Regions from separate parts of the Homo sapiens genome. Here all the other regions are linked to region 1. Evidence: read pairs that join two places in POLR2A ChIA-PET (ENCODE). Cell type or tissue: OCI-LY7. All regions are shown on one strand. Each heading gives the region's core, and the rest is flanking DNA. Links, peaks and the distances in the headings are about the cores only.

What was found. ChIA-PET counts read pairs that join two places held together with the same protein. Peaks named below come from ENCODE experiments on the same cell type or tissue, not always from the same donor. Only the 100,000 strongest peaks of a DNase experiment are listed, where the experiment ranks them.
Region 2: POLR2A ChIA-PET joins it to region 1 with 5 read pairs; 4 of 35 experiments call an interaction of 5 or more read pairs at or near these places.
Region 3: POLR2A ChIA-PET joins it to region 1 with 6 read pairs; 6 of 35 experiments call an interaction of 5 or more read pairs at or near these places.

The regions. Positions count from the first base shown.
Region 1 is chr11:121,326,672-121,330,805 of GRCh38, forward strand. No RefSeq gene overlaps it. Among named protein-coding and RNA genes, the nearest start is that of SC5D, 36 kb to the left of the region's middle. In OCI-LY7, for the core only: no CTCF peak of the experiment used is centred there; DNase peaks (open chromatin) are centred at 1,750, 2,410 and 2,766; H3K4me3 peaks cover 1,464 bases; H3K27ac peaks cover 2,325 bases.
Region 2 is chr11:121,383,751-121,387,884 of GRCh38, forward strand. No RefSeq gene overlaps it. Among named protein-coding and RNA genes, the nearest start is that of SORL1, 66 kb to the right of the region's middle. In OCI-LY7, for the core only: a CTCF peak has its summit at 2,110 (motif pointing right); a DNase peak (open chromatin) is centred at 2,121; H3K4me3 peaks cover 949 bases; H3K27ac peaks cover 2,212 bases.
Region 3 is chr11:121,377,283-121,381,416 of GRCh38, forward strand. No RefSeq gene overlaps it. Among named protein-coding and RNA genes, the nearest start is that of SORL1, 73 kb to the right of the region's middle. In OCI-LY7, for the core only: CTCF peaks have their summits at 2,097 (motif pointing left) and 2,300; DNase peaks (open chromatin) are centred at 2,039 and 2,380; H3K4me3 peaks cover 1,131 bases; H3K27ac peaks cover 2,500 bases.

The DNA.
Region 1 (4,134 bases), core at 798-3,297:
GATTCATCTCATTGACTTTAACAACAAAATAATAGACCCTTTGAGAAGAAAGAACTCCTTGCCACCATCCTTCATGGGACTTTAAAACATGATATTAGTAATGATAATGAAAGCAGTAACCTCCTCCATCACTGACTGTAAGGTACTTCTTAATGCCTGACACATACTAAATGGGCAATACGTATTAAATATTAGCTAGCATTATCATCATCATTATCAGATATTAAGCACACACTAAGTCCCAGGCCACTATGCCAAATCCTCTCCATACATAATCTCACCGAATCATTGCAAGAACCCCACAGATAAGCAGATATCTTACAACCATTTTACAGATGAGGAAATGAAGATTTCATGAGCACAAGTGCCCACATTCACACAACTGATACATTTTGAAGCTGGGATTCAAATCCAACCTTCATAGCCTGTGGATCTAACCTCTAAGTTGACTGTATTTTTCTTCAAGTAGGAATGATTTAGAAATAGTCCTCGTAAAAGTCTGGGATATCATCAAGCTGAATGAATCTTTTAGACTTGAAAATTCTATAATAGACTTAGATAGCTTATTAAATATGAAATGCATGTCAGTGGGGTAGGGGGAGGAATAGAAGAAAGGAAGAAGAGAAGAGACATTTGTCGAGTATATATTTGTACGTCTGTATTTATTGAGTATATATTTATCATTTACATATATTATATATGTGTATATATGTGCATATAACATCTTCAGGACTGTCTTTTTTATTATTTCATTTTTTTAAGAGGTTAACTTGCACAAGGTCACCCAGTTAGTTGGTGTTCAATTCAGAATTCAAACCCAGGTTGTTCTGGTCTCAGAGTCCAGCCTCCTAACTCCATTTGTGCTCCAATTTCGTAACCCTACTGCACTGCAGGTGCTTTAGTAACAATTTCATGCTTTCTACTAAGATACTAAAATGGCTTATCAAAGAAGGTCAGGAAGGTAGCTTCCTTAGAGAATAGTGAGGGAAACCACTAGACAGCTGCATTTAGGGGATGGATTTTCAGTGCAGAGCTGCCCAGAGATGTGAAGATGGATGAGCTGACCTCTTAGGTCCTTCCCAGTACTCAGAGCTCCAGGATTTATTTGCCAATGAAAGTGTCAGGCTTTTTCTTCCATAAAATGATGTATGATGGTCTGAATACATTCTCCACTTCTACCACCACCTCCTTATATCTGATTAAAAAGCAAAGATTAAATCAGCAGAATAATTTCCACAGGAGTGATGGGGTTTCCCTGAGACGAGGTAACAGGGGGAGTTGAGGGCGTGAAAAGGGATACATGGTAGTCGGAACAGGATGAGGTGATCAGGTATAAAGTGGTGGATGGGACAAAGGACAGATGCAATTGAGTGATGAGGGCCATTATATTGTATTAATCAACAGGCATGACACGTAAACCAGGTCTCTACTTTTAAAAGCAATCTGCTCTAATTAAACAAAACTAATGCCTATGAAACAATTTGAGAACCATGCATTTTTAGCCAGGGTATAGGAGGTCAGCCTTGAATCAGAACTCGTCCAAGCAATATTCATTGAGCTCTTACTCAGTACCAGACACTGCTGTGGTACGGGGGATACAGAAATGAGCAGAACAGATTTAAATCGCTACTCTACTGGGGCAGGCGGAAAATATACAAGGTAAGTAAAACATGCAGTATTCAAGTCAGTATCAAGTGCTGGGTAGAAAACAAGGCAGAGAAATGCAGAGGAAATGTCAGGGGAGCGAGCAGGAAGTGGTAAGATTTGATAGGCGGTCAGGGATGCCTCATGGGGACGGAGACACCTGCGCAAAAGAGCTAAGGGTGGAAGAGAGTGAGGGATCTTGTCATCTGGTGGAGAAGAATTCCAGGCAAGGGAACACAGTGCAAGCTCCTGAGGTGGGCGTGAGCGCAGTACCCTAAGAAAGGGTGAGGACGCTGATATAGTTGAGTAGAGGATGGAGTCAGAGTTCACAGAGGCCAGATCACACAGAGAACTGACAGGATTTGAAAGGATTTTGGCTTTCACGTGGAATGAGATAGGAGCAGGCTACTGAGCAGAGGAGGGACGTGATGGACTTACACTGCAACAGCATTGCTCTGGTGCAGGCTCAGGGGATGCGGCATGGGAAAGAGGCTGGATACTGGGAAAGTGAAGGCAGGCAGACCATTGCCACTGTTAGGATTAGACAGAATACCAAGTTCCCTGCTCCCTCCATTTTCACCCAGCCTGCAGGATCCTCCCGTCTTTCCTCTCCCCTCTAACCAGGCCAACTCTAGAGTAGATCACCGTTTCCTTGGCTGGCGTCTCCTCTCCCATTCTGCCTGGTGCTCACACCAAGCCTTCACTCTTCTTCTTAAGTCACTCTGTCAGCACATGGCCTAGCCTATTTCATCATGAAAACCGAGGCCACCAGCATGAACTTCTTCTGCTTCCTCCCTCACCTCCTGCCTCCATAAGAAAAACAGCATCAACAACCAAGCAACCTCTATCACACCTGTAACCACCCTTCCCTCTTCTTCAGTCTCAGGGAAGAAGATACCACCTCCCACCAGCCCATTCTCTGTCACACACACACACACACCACACACACCACACACACACACACACACACACACACTCTTCTCCCCACCCTCATATCAGCTTTCATTCATTATCTCCCTTCCCCTTTGGGACCTTGCTCCATGCACAGTTTCCTTTCTTCTATAAATTAACTCTCTTGCCTTTCAGTAGCTCACTGCCCTCAGCCTATAAATACATCAAAACTCACCTATCGAGGAGCAAGGCTCTCTTGACCTCTCCTTTACTTCTCAGCCAAGCGTCTTGAAAATAACACCTATTTTGTAATGATAAATACTTGGAGTCTTTACTTCCTCACTTCTAAACTCACTGCTGCCTGGCTTCTGACCTTACCACTCAACTCAAACTGCTTTCAAAAGCATCACCTCCAAATTGTCAAAGACACTGGACACTCCCAGTGTTATTCTAACTGGGCTTTTCATTTGAGACTGTTTCTTATCCAGACCTTTCCAAATTCTCTGCTTCTTTGACATCTCTTATGATTCTCCTCCTATTTCTCTGATCATTGCTTTTTGTTCTGTTTTACAGGGACTTTCTCCTCTGCCAACTTTTAAATGTTTGCATTCCCCTAAGGGTTTTCTTCTGGTCTATTGATTTATTTTTTTGTTATCTCACACAGTCATTATTTTAATGCTCACCTCCCTATGCTGATGGCTCCCAAATGTAAATCTCCAAGACTGACATTGCTGCTGGACTTTAGACTCTTACCCAACTGTAGTCTGCTAGACATCTCCCTGGAGATCCACACATGGAAATCAACATGGCAAAACTAGATGGGTCATTGCCTCACATCTCCCTATTTGGATCCTTTTTGTTTGTTTGTTTTCTGTCTATGAAACTGGCATTTTAATCCACTTAATTACCAAAGTCAGAAAACCGAGGCTTATCCCAGATTAGTCTTCCTTATTCGCAACAGCACAACTGGTGGCTCGTTCATCTTCTCTATGTAGGATCCTAACCATATGCTTGATCAGCCCTCTTCTCTGTGTTTGTTCCCTGCCATGGCTCAGGCCTCAACCTCCCTGGTGCACATGATGCAGTCACTTCTAGATTGGTCTCCTTGCCTTTGGTCTTATTGCTACCCCACAGCCTACCCTCATGTCCAGTGTTGCCAAGGAAAGTAACCTAGAACACAATTCTGAGTGGGTTACCTGCCAGCTTAAAACCCAGTTCAGGGCTGGGTGCGGCGGCTCACGCCTGTAATCCCAGCATTTTGGGAGGCCGAGGCGGGCAGATCACGAGGTCAGGAAATCGAGAGCATCCTGGCTAACACTGTGAAACCCCGTCTCTACTAAAAATACAAAAAATTATCCAGGCGTGGTGGTGGGTGCCTCTAGTCCCAGCTACTTGGGAGGCTGAGGCAGGAGATTCGCTTGAACCCAGGAGGCAGAGGTTGCAGTGAGTCGAGATCGTGCCACTGCACTCCAGCCTGGGTGACAGAGCGACACTCCGTCTCAAAAAAAATAAAAATAAATAAAACCCAGTTCAGAGCGATCCCATACATGGCCTTCAAGATAAAGGCCTCCTTTGAGCAGCCTCTTCCAGACCTGGCAA
Region 2 (4,134 bases), core at 895-3,394, 57 kb after region 1:
CTGACTAACAAGAAGCTGGGAGGAGACACAGCCTCACATTTGAACCTTTTGAAGCCAGAGAGAATGCTAAGTCCTTTCCATGCTTGAGCATCAGGCTGGTAGAGCTCAGAACATTTGGTGTCTTCCATATATAGAGCCTGTAAGGTCTGAGCTTCCTGGTTTCTAAATGCAGTCATGTTTATCTGCACTGTTGCCTTGGTAGAGTTCCCAGTCCTGACGATGCTTCCGAGTCACCTAGCGAGCTTATTTTAGATTCCAGAGAGGCTGATTCCATGAGTCTGATAAGTTGGGGCTCTACAAAAGATCTGGGGTGATTTTGAGGCAGCAGGTACACGAGCTAGCATTTGGAAACAATTGGTGTACACTGTGGTGCTGGATAAATGAAGATACCAGTGGCCTCCTAGCATCTTAGGTGGTGACTGTGTCATTTAGGCCAGCGTTCACCATTTTATTTTGGTACCAGGGACCCGGTTTTGCGGAAGACAATTTTTCCACGGATATGGGGTGGGGGAGGCGGGAGGGGATGATTTTGAGATTAAACCGTTCCGTCTTAGATCAGCAGGCATTAGAATCTCATAAGGAGTGCACAAGATCCCGCATGCTCAGTTCACAATAGGGTTTGCACTCCTATGAGAATCTGACAGGAGGCGGAGCTCGGGCTGTAATGCTTGCTGGCCCACAGCGCAACTCCTGCTGTGTGGCCCGGTTCCCAACAGGCCACGGATGGGTACTGGTCAGTGGCCGGGGGTTGAGGACCCCTGATTTAGGCTATTCTGAGTTTTTCTAGGATCCCTAAGAATCCAGTTATCATGGCCGCATCACAGTTTTTTCAGGATGCCCGTTCTGCACAGCTCCATTTCACTCCCTGGAACAGAAAGCACCACAGCAGCAACGCACAGCTGGCTGACATGGCAGAGCCCTAAGTGTGAAGAGACACCTGACAAACTGCATTTCCCCTGAACAGTTCTCAACAGCCCTTTGAAAATGCAACATAGCTTATTTTATATAATATAAAATCAGCCTCTAAATCATGGGCTCAAGCGATCCTTCAGCTTCAGCCTCCTGAATAGCTAGGACTACAGGTGCACACCACCATGCCCAGCTAACTCAAAAAAAAGTTGTGGAGATGAGATCTCGCTGTGTTGCTGGTTTTGAACTCCTGGCCTCAAGCAATCCTCCCGCCTTGGCCTCCCAATGTACTGGGATTACAGGCATGAGCCACTGCACCTGGCCAGCTGATTATATTTTTAATCATATCATTCTGCTTCCTTCCCATCTCTCCACTATCCCATATGGCTTCCTCTAGAAGTCTTTTAGAACATAAAGTTCCAAAAATGCAGGGCACATGCCAAAACCAAGGTCTTCATGGAATTTTCTGTTTGTTTTTCATATCACAAGATGACAAACTAAGACAAAGACTCCAATCAGGAGACAATAGAGCAGTCATTGTCATCAATCCACTTATAAGGCCAAATTTTGGAATTCATCACTGTGTTACAAGCCCTCTCCTCTCTAGATTTAATTATACTATAGCAAAAGAATGGAAACAAATTAAATAGCTATCAATAGGGTACTGATGAAATGAGTTATGATACATCTATACAATGGAAAAGTATGCAGACCTACAAAAGAATGAGAAAGTATTTATGCCTTGATTTGGAAAGATCTTTATGGATAAGATGTTAATTGAAAAAATAAAAGCAAAACAGAATCAAAGAGAGAACATATGTATGTATTTGTTTATATCTAATTATATGTGCATTTCTGAAATACCCATAAAAATAACATTATTTGCCTCTGAGGAGAACTAAGTGACTAGGGCAGAGGATATGAAGGAAGATTCACATGCAATCATTTAAACTTTAGTTAATGTATTACGTATTCAAAATATTAAATTAAAAATACACGTACACATGAACAACTCAAGTGTCTACATTGATTTTGGGAACAGAGGTAATATGAATGGAGCTAACTTAAAAGTATTTAAATTTAGTTTTAGTTTGGTTTTACTTTTTTTTCCAACAGATTTGCCTCTCTAATCATGTTTTGCTCACCCTAATTTTAGACCAAGTCTGAATTAAATGAACACACACCAGCTGGACAGTAGGAGGAAGCAGCTAAGAAGACAGTCTAGAAAAGAACATTTGCTTTGGGTGACTGATGTGCAAATAATGAACAGTGGCCCGGGTTTGCAGCCCAGCAGCCTCCTGAAGTTGACAGCATTAAAGTTAAGACCCATTGCAACAGTGCCCTGGCATTTGCACAGAGTCTAAATCAATGTAAAACTATGGCAGTTGATTGCAAAAATGGCCCTGATTATTCCCATCCTTGTAACCTTGTTGTTACAATTCAGCTCGTAGCTCTTCTTATCAGGAGGTAGAGTCTACTTCGCTGCCTCTTGACTTGGGCTGGCCTTTTGGATTGCTGGGCCAATGCAATGAAGCAAAAGTAATGGTGTAAGATGTGCCTGTCCAAGCCTAGGCATTAAAGGGTCATGGAAACTTTACTCCCTTTCTTGAAATCTGCCTTGGCCATGAGTCAAAACCTGGACTAGTCTGTTGGGATGAGAGACTACATGGACCCAGGCTGGGGTCCTGGACATGTGAGAGAGCCCAGCTAAGATTTGCAAAGCTACCCTGAAGCTGACCTGCAAACTGAGCACAAAGACACAAGGGAGTCTATCTGGGATCAGAACTGCCCAGCTGACCTATACATTCATGAGTTAAATAAAAGCTTATTGTTTGAAGCCACTGGATTTCATGACCATTTTTTATGTAGCATTACTGTGGCAGTAGATGACAGGTACGGAACTCTATGGCTGTCTTAGCTTCTTTCCTTCCCACCTCTAGTACTATACTGTTGCCTTCTCACTGTCTGTAATATGTTTCTCTGACATACTGACTATGTTGAATTAAAGGGACATTAAAAACAGCAGGTTCGGCTGGGCGCAGTGGCTCATGCCCGTAATCCCAGCACTTTGGGAGGCCGAGGCGGGTGATCATGAGGTTAAGAGATTGAGACCATCCTGGCCAACATGGTGAGACCCACGTCTCTACTAAAAATACAAAAATTAGGCGGGCATGGTGGCGTGTGCCTGTAGTCCTAGCTACTGGGGAGGCTGAGGCAGGAGAATCACTTCAACCCAGGAGGCGGAGGTTGCAGTGAGCTGAGATCGCGCCACTGCACTCCAGCCTGGCCACAGAGCGAGACTCCATCTTAAAAAACAAAACAAAAACAAAAACCAGCAGGTGCGAGAAGATCACTCTGACTTTGCTTCTGTTTCTTAAAAGAAGGAGAGGAAATTCCCATGTGAAAGATGTCCTCCCGATACCAGAAGGAAAGTATCATTCTCATCATCAAGGACAAAAAGTTGAGGTGGAAGGGAATCTATATAAACAAATCTTGTTAGACTAAACCTAGATGCCTAGCTACTTCTCCACCCAACAACTACTCTAGCCCAATCTCCTCTGCCTTGTCGCATTTTCATAATTTACTACTCTTTGTCCTGGTCAGCATGTAAATGTTCAACTCTGTGTCTTTGGCTCTTTGTTTCCTTATGAAGGCTCCTGTGCCATGGAAAACTTTATTAAATAAATTTGTTTGCTTTTCTCCTGTTGATGTGTCTTATGTCAATTTAATTCTTAGGCCCAGCTGAAAAACCCTAAGAGGGTAGAGGTAAATTGTTGCCTCCCCCATACAACTCCTCAGTCCCTGTTGTAAGCTCAGCTTGTTAAAGAACACCCATCATGTGTCTGATCATTCACCCATGGTCATACATGGCCCCTGACCACAAGGAATGGATAGTCATGTGGAGAGGCAGGTGGACACCTTACTACTGCAAGAATGGCCGTCATCAAAAAATCAAAAAATAATAGATGTTGGCGTGGATGTGGTTAAAAAGCTTACACTTCTACATTGCTGGTGGGAATGTAAACTAGTACAACCACTATGAAAAACAGTGTGGAAATTCCTTAAAGAGCTAAAAGTAGAACAACCATTTGATCCAGCAATCTCACTACTGAGTATCTACCCAGAGGAAAAGAAGTCATTGCGCAAGAGAGATACTTGCACATGCATGTTTATGGCAGCACAATTTGCAATTGCAAAAACGTGGAACCAACCCAAATGCCCATC
Region 3 (4,134 bases), core at 916-3,415, 51 kb after region 1:
TAACAGAATGGAGATGACAAAGGAAAGAATTAATAAACTTGAAAATAGATCAATAGAGGCCAGGCGTGGTGGCTCACGCCTGTAATCCTAGCACTTTGGGAGGCTGAGGCAGGTGGATTGCCTGAGCTCAGGATTTCAAGGCCAGCCTGGGCAACATGGTGAAATCCCATCTCTACTAAAATGCAAAAAATTTGCCAGGCGTGGCAGCGTGTGCCTGTAGTCCCAGTTACTCAGGAGGCTGAGGCAGGAGAATCGCTTGAGCCCAGGAGGCAGAGGTTGCAGTGAGCCAAGGTTGCACCACTGCACTCTAGCCTGGGCAACAGAGCAAGACTCTGTCTTAAAAAAAAAAAAAAAAGAAAGAAAATAGATAAATAGAAATTATTCAATTATTCAATCTGAAGAACAAAGAGGGGAAAGATGAGGAAAAAAATTAACAGAGCCGCAGGAACATATGAGGCAATACCAAAAGTCTAAAATTTATGTCATTGGAATCCTGGAAAAGAGTAGAAAGAATGATGTATAGGAAAAAAAGTTTGAAAAAATAATAGCAGAAATGTCCCAAATTTGGTAAAAGACATGAATGTGTAGATTCAAGAAGTTCAGCAAATCCCAGAGAGCATAAATTCAAAGAAATCCGTACCAAGACATATTAAAATCAAATTGCTGAAAACTAAAAAATAAAAACATCTTGGAAGGAGAGAGAGAGAGACAGAGAGAGAGCATCAGGAAATCAGGAAATAACACAGCTAAGACAAAAAACCAACAAAATTGAAAACAGGAAATAGAGAAAATAAAAGCTATTTATTTTAAAAGAGCAATAACATTGATAAACATCTAACAAGACTGATAAAGAAAAAACAAGGAAGTCTGAGGTTATTCATATCAGGGATTGAAGAGGAGATATCAGTACAGACCCAAACAGACATTAAACAGACAATCAGTAAGGGAAGACTATAAACAACACTATGCACATACATCTAACAAACTGCCAAAGCTTACCCAAAATACAAAGACCAATCCAGGACAGCTGGTATAGTTTAGTTTCTTTAACACAGCAAGGTCATGACAAAAAGGCAGGGAGAAGAGACCATTCTATATTTGAAGATACTTAAAAAGAATAATTGCCAATACAATGATTGAAACTTGATTGGATGCTGATTTAGGGGAAGAAAATCTGTCGTAAAATATTTTGAGGAAAATTTGGGGAGAAACTTTGATCATGGACTAGATAGTATATGATATTAAAGAATTATTGGTGCTGGGTATGGTGGCTCACACATGTAATCCCAACACTTTAGGAGGCCAAGGTGGGAGGATTGTTTGAGGCCATGAATTTGAGGCCAGCCTGAGCAACATCTCTACAAAAAATTTAAAAATTAGCCAGGCATGGATTAAGACGGAGGACAGGAGGCAGGACTAGCTTGCAGCTCCTACTCAGACAGACAGAGCAGTGTGTGGAGACTCACATCGTGAACTTCTGCTCCAAGAACTACCACAAAAACATACCAGGAAAGCCAAGAGAATCCACAGACCCTTTAAAGAAACCGGATCACCCCTGCAGGCTCCCTAAAACACTGAAAAACTGTGAGTCTGCTTGCTTTCTCAATGGGGAGGCTCGTGGTCTGGGGCAAGTTCTCAGCCCTGGCTGAGAAATAGACACTGGCTGCCTGGAAATAGACTCGGTGCTGTTGGAGGAGCATGGTGGAAGTCAGACTGGCTTTTAGGACTGTGGACTGCATGGGAGTGGGGTGAGGCCTGTGACTGCCAGCTTTCCCCTACTTCCTTGGTGACCTGTATGATTCAGCAGAGGCAGCCATAATCCCCCTGAGAATATAACCCCACTAAACTGGGAATCACATGCCCATCCCCCACAGCAGCCACAGCAAGCCCTGCCCAAGGAGAGGCTGAGCTCATATAGGCCTATTCCTGCCCCCACCTGGTGGTCTTTTTCTATCCACCCTGGTAGCCAAAGACAAAGGTGATAACCCCTTGGGAGCTCTATGACCCTGCCCACTGCCTGAGAGACCTGAATGCTTAACCAGGTGTACCTAGGGCAAGTCTGCATTCTCCCTATAGGACTGCAGCTGATGCACTCTTGAAAGCGCCACCTCCTGGTTGGAGGCCCACCAACACAAAACCAGCGCACTAAACAAAAACACAACCAAGGACCCTCACAGAGTCCACTTCACTCCCTTGCTACCTCTACCAGAGCAGGTGCTGGTATCCATGGCTGCAAGACCTGAAGACAGATCACATCACAGGACTCTTTGCAGACACTCCCCAGTACCAGCCCAGAGCCCAGTAGCTAGCTCTGCTGGGTGGCTAGACCCAGAACAACAAAAACAATCACTACAGTTCAGCTCTCAGGAAGCCTTGTTCATAGGGGAAGGGAGAGAACACCACATCAAGGGAGCACCCTGTGAGACACAAAAATCTGAACAGCAGCCTTTGAATCCCAGATTTTCCCCCTGACACAGTCTACCCAAATGAGAAGGAACCAGAGAAACAATTCTGGTAATATGACAAAACAAGGTTCTTTAACACCCCCAGAAGATCACACCAACTCACCAGCAATGGATCTAAGACAAAATCTCTGAATTGCCGGAAAAAGAATTCAGAAGGTCAATTATGAAGCTAATCAAGGAGGCACCAGAGAAAGGTGAAGTCCAACTTAAATAAATCGAAAACATGATACAGGCTATGAAAGGAAAAGTCTTCAGTGAAATAGACAGCATAAATAAAAAATAATCCCAACTTCCGGAAATCCAGGACACACTTAGAGAAATGCAAAATGCACTGCAAAGTCTCAGCAATAGAATCAAACAAGCAGAAGAAAGAACTTCAGAGTTCAAAGACAAAGCTTTCAAGTTAACCCAATCCATCAAAGACAAAGAAGAAAATTTTTAAAAAATGAACAAAGCCTCCAAGAAGTTTGGGACTATGTTAAATGTACAAACCTAAGAATGATTGGTGTTACAGAGGAAGAACAGAAATCTAAAAGTTTGGAAAACATATTTGAGGGAATAATTTAGGAAAACTTCTCTGCCCTTGCTAAAGATCTAGACATCCAAATAAAAGAAGCTCAAAGAGCACCTGGGAAACTCGTTGCAAAAAGATTATTGTCTAGGCACATAGTCAGCAGGTTATCTAAAGTCAAGACAAAGAAAAGAATCTTAAGAGCTGTGAGGCAAAGGCATCAGGTAACCTATAAAGGAAAACCCATCAGATTAACAGCAGATTTCTTAGCAGAAATCCTACAAGCTAGAAGGGATTTGGGTCCTATTTTTAGCCTCCTTAAACAGAACAATTATCAGCCAAGAATTTTGTATCCAGTGAAACTAAGCTTCATAAATGAAGGAAAGATAAAGTATTTTCCAGATAAACAAATGCTGAGAGAATTTGCCACTACCAAGCCAGCATTACAAGAACTGCTAAACGGAGCACTTAATCTGGAAACAAATCCTTGGAACATACCAAAATAGAACCTAATTAATGCATAAATCTCACAGGACCTATATAACAATAACATAATTTTTAAAAATCCAAGGTATTCAGGCAACAAATAGCACAATGAATAGTATTACATCTCAATACTAACATTGAATGTAAACGGCCTAAATGCTCCCTTAAAAGATACAAAATGACAGAATGGATAAGAATTCACCAACCAAGTTTCTGCTGTCTTCAGGAGACTGACCTAACATGTAAGGACTCACATAAATTTAGGGTAAAGAGGTGGAAAAAGATATTCCATGCAAATGGACACCAAAAGTGAGCAGGAGTAGCCATTCTTATATCAGACAAAACAAACTTGAAAGCAATAGCAGTTAAAAAAGACAAAGAGGGACATTATATAATGATAAAAGGACTAGTCCAACAGGAAAATATCACAATTCTAAATATATGTGCATCTAACACTGGAACTCCCAAATGTATAAGATAATTATTGCTAGACCTAAGAAATGAGACAGACGGCAACACAATAATAGTGCAGGACTTTAATATTCCACTGACAGCACTAGACAGGTCATCAAGACAGAAAGTCAACAAAGAAACAGTGGACTAAATTATACCCTACAACAAATGGGTAGGTATTTACAGAACATTCTACCCAAAAAACTGCAGAATACACAT